Linked DNA regions of Homo sapiens: region 1 is linked to region 2. A link is a loop called in an ENCODE intact Hi-C map of the cell type or tissue named here. Cell type or tissue: endothelial cell of umbilical vein. All regions are shown on one strand.

What was found. Peaks named below come from ENCODE experiments on the same cell type or tissue, not always from the same donor. Only the 100,000 strongest peaks of a DNase experiment are listed, where the experiment ranks them.
Region 1: it touches region 2 in a loop (12-fold over the local background); 5 of 110 quality-filtered maps call a loop at or near these places.

What each region holds. Positions count from the first base shown.
Region 1 is chr6:152,335,497-152,343,496 of GRCh38, forward strand. It overlaps SYNE1 (spectrin repeat containing nuclear envelope protein 1), which reads right to left. Exons shown (of 146, transcript NM_182961.4): 75 at 3,745-3,870; 76 at 1,345-1,521. Among named protein-coding and RNA genes, the nearest start is that of SYNE1-AS1, 41 kb to the right of the region's middle. RefSeq lists a silencer at 3,131-3,260. In endothelial cell of umbilical vein, a CTCF peak has its summit at 3,237; a DNase peak (open chromatin) is centred at 3,235.
Region 2 is chr6:151,672,813-151,680,812 of GRCh38, forward strand. It overlaps a transcript of ESR1 not described here. Among named protein-coding and RNA genes, the nearest start is that of ESR1, 130 kb to the right of the region's middle. RefSeq lists an enhancer at 3,204-3,253. In endothelial cell of umbilical vein, a CTCF peak has its summit at 3,097 (motif pointing right); a DNase peak (open chromatin) is centred at 3,109.

The sequences.
Region 1 (8,000 bases), 660 kb after region 2:
AAAAAGAGTTCATGCTTCTGAGAAAAAATAAATCTTATTATCCCGATCCCTATTCTCTTTTTTCTCTGTACTTGCAAACAGCACTCCAGTAGACAATATATTATTATTGACTCATAATCACAGAGAAAAAACATCTTTAAGTTTATTTAAAATCTGACCCAACTTCCAATTAAGTTAATACACTTATAATTTTCTTTTTTCCCTTTTTTTTGAGACAGAGTCTCACTCTGTGGCCCAGGCTGGAGTGCAGTGGCATGATCATGGCTCACTGCAACCTCCGCCTCCCAAGTTCAAATGATTCTCGTGCCTCAGCCTCCCAAGTAGCTGAGATTATAGGCATGTGCCACGCAAGGCTAATTTTTGTATTTTTAATAGAGATGTGGTCTCACCATGTTGGCCAGCCTGGTCTCAAACTCCTGGCCTCAAGTGATCTGCCCACCTCAGCTTCCCAAAGTGCTGGGATTACAGGCATGAGCCACCACACCCGGCCACAATTTCCTATATATTTTAAATTATTTAAATTATATATAAATATGTAATACAAACTGCATTTATATTATACTTTAAATTAATTACATATAGCTCAAATATATAACTAATGAATTGATAAGCTTACAGTCCTACAGTTTTAGCATAATATGGTGATGAAAATCTAAAAAAAGAATAATGTTCCATGTTTGCTTAGTCACAGAGTTTTCTGACTAAGCAGTCTACTCTGTAGACTAAATCACACCTGCTTTTCTCAGGAATAATGTAGAGTATGAATGTCTTCTGATGAAAGTGGCCATCTGAAGCTTCAGTAATATATTTGAATGTCTACTTTATAATCTGTTTTCCCTGGCACCAAATGATGTTTGTTCAGATTTGCTATTCCTTAAAGCAGCGGTCCCCAAACTTTTTGGCACCTGGGATGGGTTTTGTGGAAAACAATTTTTCCGTGAATGGGGCTGGAGGGGGATGGTTTCAGGATGAAGCTGTTCCACCTCAAATCATCAGATATTAGTTAGATTATCATAAGGAGCATGCAACCTAGATCCCTTGCATGCGCAGTTCACAGTAGGGTTTGCACTCCTATGAGAATCTGATGTGGCCTCTGATCTGACAGGAGGTGGAGTTCAGGCATTAATGCTTGCTCGCCTCCCACTGTGCGGCCAGGTTCCTAACAGGACATGGACTTGTGCTTGTCCATAACCTGGGGCTTGGGGACCTCTGCCTTAAAGAGTTGTATTAATGTCTAAGGATTGACAGACACTCAGGCATATTGAAGTGAATACACTGAACACATTTCAGGTTTTCTACTCTGTTGGCCTCTTTTATCTCCCTTGGGGGCAAATTAATTCCCACCTTAACTTGTGAAACCATGTTCTGTGCAATGTTCAGCTCCAGCTCAGAGTGCCTCCTCTTCATGTTCTGCAGTTGCTGATCAGCATCTTGCAGGTAAATCCAGAGCTCAGACTTCAGGTGCTTGATCTCTTCCCAGCCCTGAGTTAAGTTCTGGGCCTGGACAAGCTTTTGTTCAATCTTGAGAAAACACAGAGATAAAAGTTAGCAACCATACATGGAAACATTTATGGTTAATGAATCAGAGATGGAACTTTCCAGCTGGCCTGTGCACTCATTTGACACACACATACACACGCAAACTCACACACACAAATACATAAATTTAAAAAGTACTTCTTTATTTGCTTCAGGAAAAGCAGATTTTTTTTAAAAAAATGTAGGGTTCCTAAAGACTTTAAATGTCTACAAGTTATGCTATATGGTTTTAATCAGTGTTGTGAAACTCTAATAATTTTTTTTTTTTTTTGAGACAGAGTTTCGCTCTTGTTGCCCAGGCTGGAGTGCAATGGCACGATCTCGGCTCACAGCAATCTCTGCCTCCCGGGTTCAAGTGATTCTCCTGCCTCAGCCTCCTGAGTAGCTGGGATTACAGGCTTGCGCCGTCACACCCAACTAATTTTGTATTTTTAGTAGAGACAGGGTTTCTCTACGTTGGTCAGGCTGGTCTCGAACTCCCAACCTCAGATAATACGCCCGCCTTGGCCTCCCAAAGTGCTGGGATTACAGGAGTGAGCCACTGCGCCCAGCGAAACTCTAATAAGTTTTATCAATGTATTAGGTCTAAAGCTGCTCTGATGGTTTTTCCCATTGGGCATTTCAGTAGATTCATCTGTATGACTCATGAATTTGGTGTTAAGGTTAACTAGAAAAGACTTCTGTTATTCTCTGTTGCACATTTGTTCATCTGTCTTACAACATGCTGAATTATTAATGTTTTGGATATGTCTTTGATCTGCTTCACTGGTTTTTGAAGCTGTGTAATTTGTTTCAATAAATCATTTCTGTAAAAATAAATGGGTTACATTGGCTGGGAATGGTGGCTCGTGTCTGTAATCCTAGCACTTTGGGAGGCCAAGTCAGGTGGATTGCCTGAGCTCAGGAATTCGAGACCCACCTGGGCAACACAGTGAAACCCTTTCTCTACTAAAATACCAAAAAGTAGCCAGGCATGGTGGTGTGTGCCTGTAGTCCCAGCTACTCGGGAGGTTGAGGCACAAGAATTGCTTGAATGTGGGAGGCGGAGGTTGCAGTGAGCCAAAATTGCGCCACTGTGCTCCGGCCTGGGAAACAGAGTGAGACTCTTTCTCCAAAATAAAATAAAATAAAATAAATGGGTTACATCGTCTTTTGTAAGGATTTAAAAACAGATTTGATAATATTAAAGAGAAAAACCTTATTATTTTGACATTTTTTTCCTGTGAATCATTTTACTGTTCTGTGAATATTTAATAAATTAAATACCAAAACTAAGTCTTATTTTTCTTTTAAACTCAAGTGTGGGCCAGGCGTGGTGGCTCATGCCTGTAATCCCAGCACTTTGGTAGGCCAAGGAGGGAGGATTGCTTGAGCCCAGGAGTTCGAGACCAGCCTGGGAAACACAGCGAAGCCCTGTCTCTACAAAAAGTATAAAAATTAGCTGGGTGTGATGGTGTGTGCCTATAGTCCCAGCTATTGGGAGGCGGAGGTGGGAGGATCACCTGAGCCCAGGAGGTTGAGGCTTCAGTCAGTGATGATAACGCCACTGCACTCCAGACTGGTTGGCAGAGTGTCTCAAAATAAAGAAACAAACAAACAAACAAACGAGCAAACAAACCCAAATGTGTTTCATGGAAGAGTTTAAGGCTGCAGTGGCAGCAGCCGGGAAAATACGCCTCCAGTGCTGCCATCTGTCTGTGTGGGCCGGTACTGCTAGCTCATCATAGCCCAGACAGTTTCAAAATCCTTCTGAACACCACACTTTACCAATGAACTAGAAGGATTGTGACAGATGGCATGCTCTTTGACATCCTTGATATAATAAAGAAAGGGTCAAGAGCCCCTTTCATATTAAGTATTGCCTAAAGAAAAAGGTGGAAAAGGAGAAAAGAACAAAAAAAGGTGTGGCAAGATAGGAAAATTGAGAGAATGGTCATTAAGGAGGAGAAAAAAGAAAGGTTCTAATGGGCAGCGAATGAATGGGACTAAGTGATTCAGTCCCAATCTGATGTCATCAATGTCAGGATGTGCTTAATTTTCTATGAGTTAGCTGAAATTCAAATATCTATTTATTATAATGGCTGTAGAACCATTACATACAGCAAGAACAAGCCAAGAGCTATTTTCTTTCAATCTCACATGAAACATTCAAGCAAGAGAATATAATAAAACAAACAAATTCAATGTGATTTTTCATTTTCTTACCGTTTGCTCTGTTTGTTGAATGTCTTTTGCTGTGGTTTTCACCGAAGCATTTGACAGGTCACACATGGAGCAAAGGAGATCTAGGTAGGTCCTTGCCTGCTCTTGCAAAGCTCTGAAGTGTTTGACCTGGAAAAGGCAGTTATCAGAGTGAAAGAGATGCATCAGCTATTTAGATAGCAAATACTTGTATCATTTGGAATATTCTGTTGACATTTCAAAAATAGTCTTGCTATGCTCAGTGTTTTCACCATTGTGTTCAAGTGACATATATTAGTGACTCACAGGAAAAAATTTAAATCACCAATGGGGATTTATTTGTCCACCATTTGCTTCTCCTTGTAAGTAAAGTATTCTGTATGGTCTGGGAAAGGGGAAAACGCAAGAAACTTCTATAATCTTTCCAGATTATTTGCTCACATGCCAGCTTATTTTCCATTCCAGAGAAAGAATTTGTAGCCTACGCTGTCCTGCCTCTTAACATGCTTTTGCATATCTTAGAGACAGAAGGCAAAGGTCCGTGAGTTGGTAGGTTTCATTGGAGTGAGGTTAAAACACAGATGTCTGGGCTTCTTTACTTTGCAGGAGATTCATCTTGTATTATTCTCTTTCCACAAGCCCAAGAAAGGCTTCTCCAGGTGGATCTTTAATCTATTTATAGAAACAAAGAAATGTGTTTCTTTGCAGATGCGCAGATTCTACTCAGGCTCCATTTTAGATACTGGGCATAGAGCAGCCCATAAAGCAAAACCCTTGCTCCCAGGGAGTTGACATTCTTAGGAAGGAGATAAATAATATATAAATAAACAAACTTGCACTGGGATGTTTAGTAGTTTTAAATATCATGTGGGAAAATCAAGGTGCTAAGCAGATAGCGTATGAGGAAGAAGGACTGCCACTTCAGGGACAGTGTATCTCCCAGGCCCCTCTGAGGAAACGACCTGAATGCATGGCATGGCATAAGGTAAGAACATTCCAGGCAGGTGGATGTGGTGGGTAGAGAGACAGCAAATGCAAAGCCCTGAGGCTGGAGCAGAGTGAATCAGGTGTGAGCAGAGGTCGGAGGGTGGGCGGGGGCAAGTCATGGAGCCCCTTACAAGGAGAGCTGACCATACATCCCAATTTGCTGGGTTTTGTCTCTAGTCTAGAGTTTCTCAACTCAGAACTATTGACAGTTGACTCCAAATAATTCTTTGTTGTGGGGCTGACTTATAGCTTGCTAGAACGTCAGCAGCATCCTTCGCGTCTACCCACTTAATGCCAGCAGTGTCCCCACCACTCCCAGTTGTAACAACCAACAACGTGTTCAGACAGTGCCAAATGTCCCTTGTAGGAGCAAAGTCACCATCTCCTCCACCCCAGTTGTGAACCACTGCGCTAGTCCCATTGGATTATGTAAAGCAGACTCTGTCTTATCAAGAAGGTTCCATTTGAGAAAACAAATTCTATAATCAGCCTGTTCATAAGCCGTGGTAAGAAAGTTGGAATTTAAGTGTGATGGGAAAATATCGGGAGCATCATGATCTGAAACAGGCTTTCAAAGACTCCCTCCGAACATCACGTGGAGAACGGCTTGCCACAGGGGTGGCAGGCAGCTATGGTGTCCAGGTGTTAGGCTACTGCAGGGATCAGATGAACCATGAAGATGGCCTGACAGGGGGTGGTGGCTGAGGTAGTAAGAAGTGGTTCTTGATTACTACATAAATAGGGATAAATAAGGAAGGCAGTATTGACTACAAGTTGCAGGGATAAAGTTGACTTCCAGGATTTTCCCAAATCATAGAGTCAATCATGGTGCCTGATTTTGTGACTCCAATCTGAGTATTTTTCCTCTGCACTGTGTGGATTACCTAGACATGCTGTGTTCCTGTGGATATAATAAACACAGATCAATTTCCCATTAAGTCAGGAGTAGCACCTTTTCAATTGAATGTACAAGCGAACTATGGTATTGTGAGTCATCAGCCACTGTGCACAAGTACCACATCATGCACCTATGACCCAGAGAAAGTTATTTGTCTCAAACAACTTTTGGATATGAGAAGAGAATAAGTTGTCAGAATTTGTATTTTATGAACATATTTAATTGAAAGGAATGATGGTATGATTTATATAGTTGATCTGATTCCGAAAGCACTGGAAGCAGCATATAGAGTGTTAGTGACCACACAGCTGCAAACGATGTTTGCTAAAATCAACTTTACAGAAAAATCTTATAGTACTTTTTCCCATTCCCTAAAGTTCACATTTTATGCCTTCTAAAAACATATAGCACTCTGAACGGAATCGAATCCATGTGCCATTTTCTTGTGGCAGCGGGGAGTGTATTATCTTCACATATGTATTGAGGGTTTATTGGGTTTACTAGACGGGTGGTGTTGGGGATACACACTGCATCTTGGTACCATGCCCATTGTAAGCGGATTCTCCAGTCACATATCCAAGCTCACCAGCCACTAAGGGCCTGGTCAATTTTACATGAACACAGTAAGTCCTCATTTAATGTCGTCAGCAGATTCTTGGAAACCGTGACTTCTTTAAGCAGGAAGTTGTATAATGAAACAACTTTTGTTCTCATCAATGCTATAACAAAGCTGCATATTGAAGGACATGACATTATTTGAGGACCTGCTGTACATGGTTTTGCTTACAGTTTCAGTTTCTAAGACCTACCGATGGAATTAAGTGAGGACTTATTGCACTTGCCAAGGGAAAAACTAAAACAAAAGAAATAACAACAAAAAATAAAAAATAAAAAAAGGGAACAAAATAAAAAACCTTTCCTCCTCAGAGTGACTGTAGTCCAAGTGTCTCCACCACCTCGAACTCCCTTCTCTGGCTACTTCCAAAGACCATTTTGAGAGACATGTGAAAGAGGCAGAAACAAGGAACCATACAGTCACGTAATCTGGAAGAAGGATCAGTATCCTCCTGTGACCACGGCTTACTCTGGTATGTGTAGGAAATCTCTTCCTGCTCTAGCAAAACATCACTGCCATTAATACTTTCTTCTCCCTTTATCTCTTTTATTTCTTTTTTGGTAACAGAGGAGAAAGATTAAGTGTTGGTCTGAATTGTTCTGAATAAAGTGCATTGGAAACAAACAGCCACAAGACAAGGTGGCTTGTGGGTCAAGGAAACTCACAGTCTAATAAAAAAGTAGAATATAGGCAGTCTTTAATTCATTTTTCTTGATTCAAGGAGAACTATGTTTCATTTGTCCTGATTCTATTCTTATAAAGTAAAATATGAACACTTTTGTGAACCATTGAATGACAATGTAAATCATTTTAGCCTTTAGAAAGTATACTTCGGGGGACAAATTAACTAGACACATTCTTTATGTGGACTCAGTGATCAAATACATTATGCTATTCTAATTTGTGCTAAAAAATTAAATTATTAAATACTGTTAATTCGTATCTGGCAGCAATAACCTTTATAACTAAATTCCTCTAAAATATTTTCCCACGGAGTCAACACTGCATACAAAAGCTGCTTAGTACAAAAGTTTAAAAAAAATATTTCCCACATATTCTGATTAAGTCTCAGCAATAACATTTTCAGCATGTGGATGTCAAATTAATATGGAATAGAATTCCCTTCACATGATAAAAACTAACATTTCATTCATCATCCATTCAATAATTATCTATGAAGCACCTTGTTTTTGCCCCAAAACTATGCAAGAAGCTAGTATTACTTTTCTGTTTATAAATCACGTTTATCTGTAGTGTGATATTTGCATTTCATTATAACTTTTAGAAGTAAGTATACTTATAAATGTCACTTTTGATAGTAGGAAACTATCTCGAAGGCTTGGAGAAATTAAGCGACTTACCCATGGTCCCCCAACAGAATAAATATTAGAATTAATCTTTGGTTACAGTGCCCATTCTCTTTCTTTCGTTTTCTTTTCTTTTTTTTTTTTTTGAGACAGAGTCTCACTCTGGTGCCCAGGCTGGAGTGCAGTGGCGCAATCTTGGCTCACTGCAACCTCCGCCTCCACCTCCCAGGTTCAAGCAATTTTCGTGCTTCAGCTTCCTGAATAGCTAGGATTACAGGCGCCTGCCACCATGCCCAGCTAATTTGTGTATTTTTAGTAGAGATGAGGTTTCACCATGTTGGCCAGGATGGTCTTGCACTCTTGAAACTGTGTGGTCGGCCCGCCTTGGCCTCTCAAAGTGTTGGGATTACAGGCATGAGCCACTATGCCCGGCCCCATTCTCTTTCTTTTTTTTTTTTCTTTTTAATAGTTT
Region 2 (8,000 bases):
CAAATTCATGATCAATTTTTTTTTTTTTTTTTTTGAGATGGAGTCTCACTCTGTCACCCAGGCTGGAGTCCAGTAGCACGATCTCGGCTCACTGCAAGCTCTGCCTCCCGGGTTCACGCCATTCTCCTGCCTCAGCCTCCCGAGTAGCTGGGACTACAGGCCCCCGCCACCACGCCCAGCTATTTTTTTTTGTATTTTTAGTACAGAGTTTCACCGTATTAGCCAGAATGGTCTCAATCTTCTGACCTCGTGATCCGCCCGCCTCAGCCTCCAAAAGTGCTGGGATTACAGGCATGAGCCACGGCGCCCGGCTTCATGATCAAATTTTGTAAATGGTTGATGGATAGATGAAAAAAATTCTCTAATTGAAAGACATAAGGATCACTGTATGATCAGCAAATGTAGATAAATGAATATAATATTGATTCACTTCTAAAAGAAATATATTGATGTCTCCCACTATAATTAAATTTTAATCAAGTTCTTGGACTTCTAAATAGTTTTTGCCTTATATATTTGGCTGTTTTCACGTTTGGACGCTTCACTTTATTAATTATTGTATCTCCTTTGTAAGAGTGTACCATTCATATTACATAATCTCTCTATCTTGTTTGGTCAGGTTTTCCACAACTAATCAAAATGCCTTGGTATTAACGTGACTCTTTTTCAAAGTAGCGTGGACAATTTTGCTGTCATCATGTAGTCCTGGGTCTTTGGGTTTTATCTTTCTAAGACTGTAGATCTCAATCTTGAGTTTATCAATATAATCTATAAAAAATTCCAAATTAAGCCAGGCATGGTGGCTCATGCCTGTAATCCCAGCACTTTGGGAGGCCGAGGTGGGAGAATCACTTAAGGCCAGAAATTTGAGATCAGCTTGGGCAACATAGTGAGACCCTATCTCAACAACAAATTAAAAAACTGCTGGATGTGGTAGCGTGCAAATGTATTGCCAGCTACTCAGGAGGATGAGGTGGGAGGATCACTTGAGCCCAGGAAATTGAGGTTGCAGTGAGCCATGATTATGGCATTGTACTCCAGGTTGGAGTACAAACTTTCAGCTTGTCACTGAAAAAAAGGACACTCCATATCACTTTTTGCCATTTTGTGTGTGTTTACACATCTATCTATCCACATTGTGCTTAATTTGGACTTTACAACCAAGTGATTTTTCTCCATTATAAAAGAAATTGCATCATTTTCTTTTTTTTAAAATTTTACTTTAAGTTCTGGGATACATGTGGGGAATGTGCAGGTTTGTTACATAGGTATACATGTGCCATGGTTGTTTGCCGCACCCAACAACCTGTCATCTAGGTTTTAAGCCTTGCATGCATTAGGTATTTGTCCTAATGCTCTCCCTCCCCTTGTCCCCCACCACCCAACAGGCCCTGGTGTGGGATGTTCCCCTCCCTGTGTCCATGTGTTCTCATTGTTCAACTCCCATTTATGAGTGAGAACATGCAGTGGTTGGTTTTCTGTTCCTGTGTTAGTTTGCTGAGAATGACGGTTTCCAGCTTCATTCATGTCCCTGCAAAGGACAGGAACTCATTCTTTTTTATGGTTGCATAGTATTCCATGGTGTATATGTGCCACATTTCCTTTATCCAGTCTATCATTGATGGGCATTTGGGTTGGTTCCAAGTCTTTGCTGTTGTAAATAGTGCTGCAATAAACATGCGTGTGCATGTATCTTTATAGAATAATTTATAATCCTTTTAGTATATACCCAGTAATGGGATTGCTGGGTCAAATGGTGTTTCTGGTTCTAGATCCTTGAGGAATTGCCACAGAGTCTTCCACAATTGTTGAACTAATTTACACTCCCACCAACAGTATAAAAGTGTTCCTATTTCTCCATATCATCTCCAGCATCTGTTGTTTCCTGACTTTTTAATGATCGCCATTCTAACTGGCGTGAGACGGTATTTCATTGTGGTTTTGATTTGCAAGGAAATTGCATCATTTTCCACTGAACCTAAGTTGCAGTTCCATTCTGCCTAAGACCACCAAACTCACCTGCCCCACTGTTATACCTTCTGGATGTCAGTGAAAGTTCATGGACAAGAGAATATTTGTAAAACTGCATTGGATTTCTGTTGAGAAATGCTATGTTTTCAAAAGGTGAAAAAATGTAGACATGTATTTTCAGACCTTTTATTTTTCAATCATAGCAGTGGAATTCCTTGATGGTTTATGAAAATAAATGTTTTTCTCACTCCTAGGCCATTTAAAAATATATAATATGGAGTTGAAGTTATTAATAGAAATAACTAAGGGTGAGAGAGAATGGCACTTGTACTATTGAGTACAATATTAGAAGCAAGTGCTGTTATATTGCCAGACTATATAAAATAACAAGTGTTTCTAGTGCACTGAGTGAATGTATGGTTTAGAAAACATTACTAATTACGTGCGTATTCATTGATTTATTCACTAAGTACTCACTGAGGGTCTACTGTGTACCTGAGTCTAGCCAGAGGCTTGTGGTGGAGAGCTGAGCAGGTCAGGTCCAAACTTATGTTCTTGCTATTTCTTTGGGTGTGGGTGGTTGGATGGTTAGCTCAGTGGTCTCGGATGCTGGAATTTGTTCTAATAAGTTTCTGAGCTGCTTCATAAACCAAGAGGGTTAGGGGAACTATAGCTGAGTCATCTCCTTTTCCTCCTCTTCCTCCTTCTTCCCCTCCTCCCCACCGTCTGTTACTACTATTATAGGAAATTTGAACTGGAATGAAAAAAAAATCAGTGTTACAAAAATGGTCACATTTTGGAATAACTCTACACTTACATAGTGTGTTCTAGTGATTAGAAACAAAAAAGCCATCATTTTAGGCTAGATTTTTCAGAATGATCACAATGCTACCACTGTTTTGCACTTACCTTAAAAAATAAAGTGCTTCCCCTAAGTTTGATCATTTGCTTGTTAGCATAATTTGGCCATTAAACATTAAGCATTGTTTGAGACCCGTAAGTCAAGCCAGGCTATGGTGAAACAAAATTAGCAAAATTCGAATTGATGCCGGAAACTGGTGAAGCCGCCATAGATTTAAGGACCAATTTGCCAGGTTACCGTCTGCAGGTTCTGCTATGGACCAGGTGGGGGCAGCAGAGAGCTGGCTGTGGTCTCCAGAAGGGAAGGCCAGCACCTGCCTGCAGATTCCAAGGCACAGGTGGAGGTGGTAATGAGTTACGAGGTAGAGTCAAGGTTTGGACTGCATCTGAGAAGGGAGGAAAGCAAGAGAGTTAGAAACACCATAAAGATGAGACTGCAGAGCAAGCCAGAATGGAAGTAGGACAAAGAACTGGTGTAAGTCAAAGAGCAAAGGTGCAGGGGTCACAGGGAGGAGAGGTTGGGTGGGCAGACAGGAGGTGCCCGAAGGAGGCCAGCCTGCTTCACTAGTGCCCCTTCCAGTACCTTCCCAACTCGGTGAGCCAGGTCCATACTTGGTTCTGTTTGGTCTTCCAAGGGCTATGAAGGGACAGGGATGTGAGAGACACCAGCCATCTCTCTCTCCTGAGCTATTAATAATGAAAGTTCCTGTTTTATGAACAAATACTGAAATGAATGGAGAACACTCAACAATTTGGTAGCAATCAGAGTGTGGTAGTGAAGCATTGCCTGGGCTTTTCCTTCTGGTTCCTGCAAAGGACTAAGGTCCTCAGCAGCCTCTGTCCATCTTTTCGGAGATTTTTCACAATCACCAAGGAAATATAGTTCAGTGCTCCTGTTTACTTAATGGTCGGCTACGCTTGAAATATCATGCTCTCCCTGTGTGGTCTTGTCATAATTATTTTCAAATGGTGCTAATTAGCAGACCCAACACATGGGCAGCCTTCCTTCCCCAGACTTGGCACCCTCACTCGCTGCATTTAGCACCCCTCATGGGAAGGCATCCTGGAGATCCCTTATCTGCACCCTGTCTCCATCTACCCCTTCCCACTCGCGGAAGCTGCCTCACCAGAGAAACTGCTATCTGATAAAGAACATCAACAAGTCCTAGCAGATGGCTGCTTATCTCAAGACACATATATTCACCAAAATCCTAGCAGAAGAAAAAGCTGTGTTTGGATGGTCCCTGAGAGCTAACTATAACATGTTCAAACTGTGTAACGCAGTTTGGAGATGGAGACAGAGTATGGAGAAAGAAAGACAAAGGGAGAATACCCAAAAGAGGTTTTGGAAAAGAAGAAAAATTTGTTCTTTATACATATATATCCATAAAGATGAGGGTCTCACTCTGTCATCCAGGCTGATCTCAAACTCCTGAACTGAAGGGATCCTCCTGCCTCAGCCTCTCCAGTAGCTGCAACTACAGGTACCAAGCTGAGCAAGAAGAAAAATTTGAGTTAGGCTTTAGAACATCAAACTAAGACTCTGATTTTCTTGAGAAAGTGGATAGAAAATTTGTGGTTAGAGATGACACCAGTAACGATAGGTTTCTACTCTTAGCTATGCCTGGGGCAGCTTGACCGCCACTTTGTTGATCACATTAATTTACCTCTTCCTGCCTTTATTTCCCTTTCTGTAAAATGGGAATTAATGTGCTTGATGACAATATCTCCAAATGATTTTTAAGGCAAGAAGAGAGAATGTTACTGACAGGCCCATGGTTCTCTGGGTGAGAGGGTCACTGTGAATGAATGTACACACAGAGCCTTTTATTAGTGAGGCTTAGGGTGTCCGGTTTTTCTTGGCGGAGTAAACATCCACCCAGTAGTATTCACTCAGTTTGCATTGTTCTGTCGCATTGTTTGTAAATCTTTTGAGTGATTACGCAGCATTTGTTCCCTATTGTTCATAATACTCTTTAAAAAGCTGACTATAGGACTCCAGTCCCCACTGGTTTGTTCTTTGCCACTTGGCAAAGGTTGATTGATTTTATTTTTCCTTTGGCCTGTGCTTCTTAGTGGCTTGAAATGAACACGGCTTTTTTTCCTGTTTACCCCTTTGCCCACATTGTCAATAATAGAGTCGCCCTGGGAAGCAGAGTTTGCAAAGGGAGGAGGGTTTGGTATAAATTTGGAAGATTGTATTGTTTCAGATTTATTTTCTCAAATGCTGAAACTGCTTCTCAGGGGTTATACTTCTTTACTCATGAAAACTCACACATTCTCTTAGGTGGTACTGTTAAACATGTTACATTTGTAAAAAAATTAATAAAACGTAATGAAAGAAGCAGGAAGCAAGTGTATACACATGGTGGCCTGAGCAATTGGCTGTCATGGTTTGGTTTGATTATAGGTGTGTGAGGCACATGTATGGTGTTGCGTGGAACAGATGGATAGAAGTGGTAAAAAAGATGAATCCAACCTAGTGCTTTTCAATTCTCCTTGCACATGAGAATCACCTGGAGAATTAAAAAAAATACATTGATGCCGACTGGGCACAGTGGCTCATGCCTATAATCCCAGCACTTTGGGAAGCTGAGGCAGGTGGATCACTTGAGGTCAGGAGTACGAGACCAGCCGGGCCAACATGGTGAAACCCTGTCTCTACTAAAAATACAAAAATTAGCCAGGTGTGGTGGTACACGCCTATAATCCCAGCTACTTGGGAGGCTGAGGCAGGCAAATCTCTTGAACCCGGGAGGCAGAGGTTGCACTCAACCGAGATTGTGCCACTGCACTCCAGCCTGGGCAACAAAGCGAGACTCCATATTAAAAAAAAAAAAAAAAGTTGATGCCTGAGTCTCTCCCCAAAAATCGGAACATCTGTGGGTGTGGGTTCGGCATGGATATTTGTAAAGTCTCCGTAGCTGCAAAGCCAAGTTGGGAACCACTGATAACCAACAGAAAAATGCTTCTGGAAGTGTTTCCGGGGAAGGAGTCCTAGCCTAGGATCAGACACCTGTCTGGGCTCAATACAAACCACTGGTTTTTTTTTTTTTTTCTGAGATGGAGTCTTACTCCGTTGCCTGGGCTGGAGTACAGTGGCGCAATCTCAGCTCACTGCAACCTCCACCTCCTGGGTTCAAGCGATTCCCCTGCCTCAGCCTCCAGAGCAGCTGGGACCACAGGTGCATGCCACCACTCCTGGCTAATTTTTGCATTTTTAGTAGAGACAGGGTTTCACACTGTTGACCAGGATGGTCTTGATCTCCTGACCTTGTGATCCACCCGCCTCGGCCTCCCAAAGTGCTGGAATTACAGGCATGAGCCACCACACCCAGCCACCACTGGGTTTTATAAACTCTCAGTAGGCCTCCTCTTCTGGCCTGGTCCCATGCTATCTGACCCTTCTTGACATTCAAAAAAAGTATTTTTCTTTAGTTGAACTCCAGGAACATGAAGTGGCATTAAACAGAAGTATGAATTGCCTTTATTAAAATTGCAGTGGTCTTTTTCTTACCAAAGGTCCTGACCCAGTTGTGGAAAAATTGTTTCTTGAATGTGGGTGACACATCTGTTTCATATCTCCAAGGCAATGCCTCAGAGCCAACTCCTCCCCCGTGTGACTCAAGGATGCCACGTGTCCCACATGTGGCCTGTTTTCTTCTCTTAACATGGCCTAAAAGGCCCTTATTGAACTCCCGTTAGCTTTATTTATTTATTTTTGAGATGAATTCTTGCTCCGTCACCCAGGCTGGTGTGTGGTGGCGCAATCTCGGCTCACCGCAACCTCCGTCTCCCAGGTTCGAGCAAATCTCCTGCCTCAGCCTCCCAAGTAGCTGGGACTACAGGCGCCTTCCACCACACCCAGCTAATTTTTGTATTTTTAGTAGAGACAGGGTTTCACCATGTCGGCCAGGCCAGGCTACTCTCAAATTCCCGACCTCAGGCGATCTGCCTGCCTCAGCCTCCCAAGAGCTCTCCTTAGCTTTGAAAGTAAAAGCCAACCCCTTTTGGCTGGCCCATGAGGCCCCACACACCTTAGCATTCCTGTTACCTCTACCACCTCCTCTCCTAACTCTGCCCTTTGCTGGTGCCAATTTGACTGCACTAGTGTCCTTTTTGTGACTGCAGCTGTGCCTGGGACACTCCGGTCTTTGCTCTTGCTACTGTTCTGAGCTGTTTATGTCCAGAATGCTCTTCCAGCAGTTAGCTACTTGTTTCCTCTGAGTCTTCAGGTAGCTGCTCAATATCAGCTTCTCAGTCACCCTGTCTGATCACCTGGCTTATAAGTCCAGTCCCTACCCTTGTACTCCCCATCTCTAATCCCTGCTTAATCATCGCCTTAGCACTGTCACCATCTGACTTTCTTTCTATATATATTTTATTTATTGGTTAGCTCGGCTGCTTCAACAGATACCATAAACTGGGTGGCTTAAAATCAGACATTTATTTCCCACAGTTCTGGAGGGTGGAAATCTGAGATCAGGGTGCCAGCATGGTCTGGTTCTGGTGAGGGCCTCTTCCAGGTGCAGACAGCCACCTTGCTTTTTTTCTTTTCTCTTTTTTTTTTTTTTTTTGAGTTGGAGTCTCGCTCTGTCACCCAGGCTGGAATGCAGTGGTGCCATCTCGACTCATTGCAATCTCCACCTTCCAGGTTCAAGTGAGTCTCCTGCCTCAGCCTCCCGAGTAGCTGGGACTACAGGTGCACACCACCACGCCCAGCTAATTTTTATATTTTTAGTAGAGACGGGGTTTTGCCATGTTGGCCAGGCTGGTCTTGAACTCCTGACCTCAAGTGATCCACCTACCTCGACCTCCCAAAATGCTGGGGGGTCGTGAGCCACCATGCCCGGCCAGATGGCCACCTTCTCCCTGTGTCCTCATGTAGCAGAAAGAGATCAAAGAGCTCTTTTGTTTCTTTTATGAGAGCACTAATCCCATCACAAGGCCCTGACCTCACAACCTAATCACCTTCCAAAGGCCCCACTTCCTGTCGCCATCATATTGGGGGTTTGGATTTCAGCATATGGATTTTGGGGGGACACAAATCTTTCAGTCCGTAATAGTTGGCCTCCTCCCTTGTTCCACTAGAATATAAGCTTCAGGAGGTCAGGGATCTTTGTCTCTTTTGTTTACAGCTATGTTCCTAACACCTACAACAATGCCTG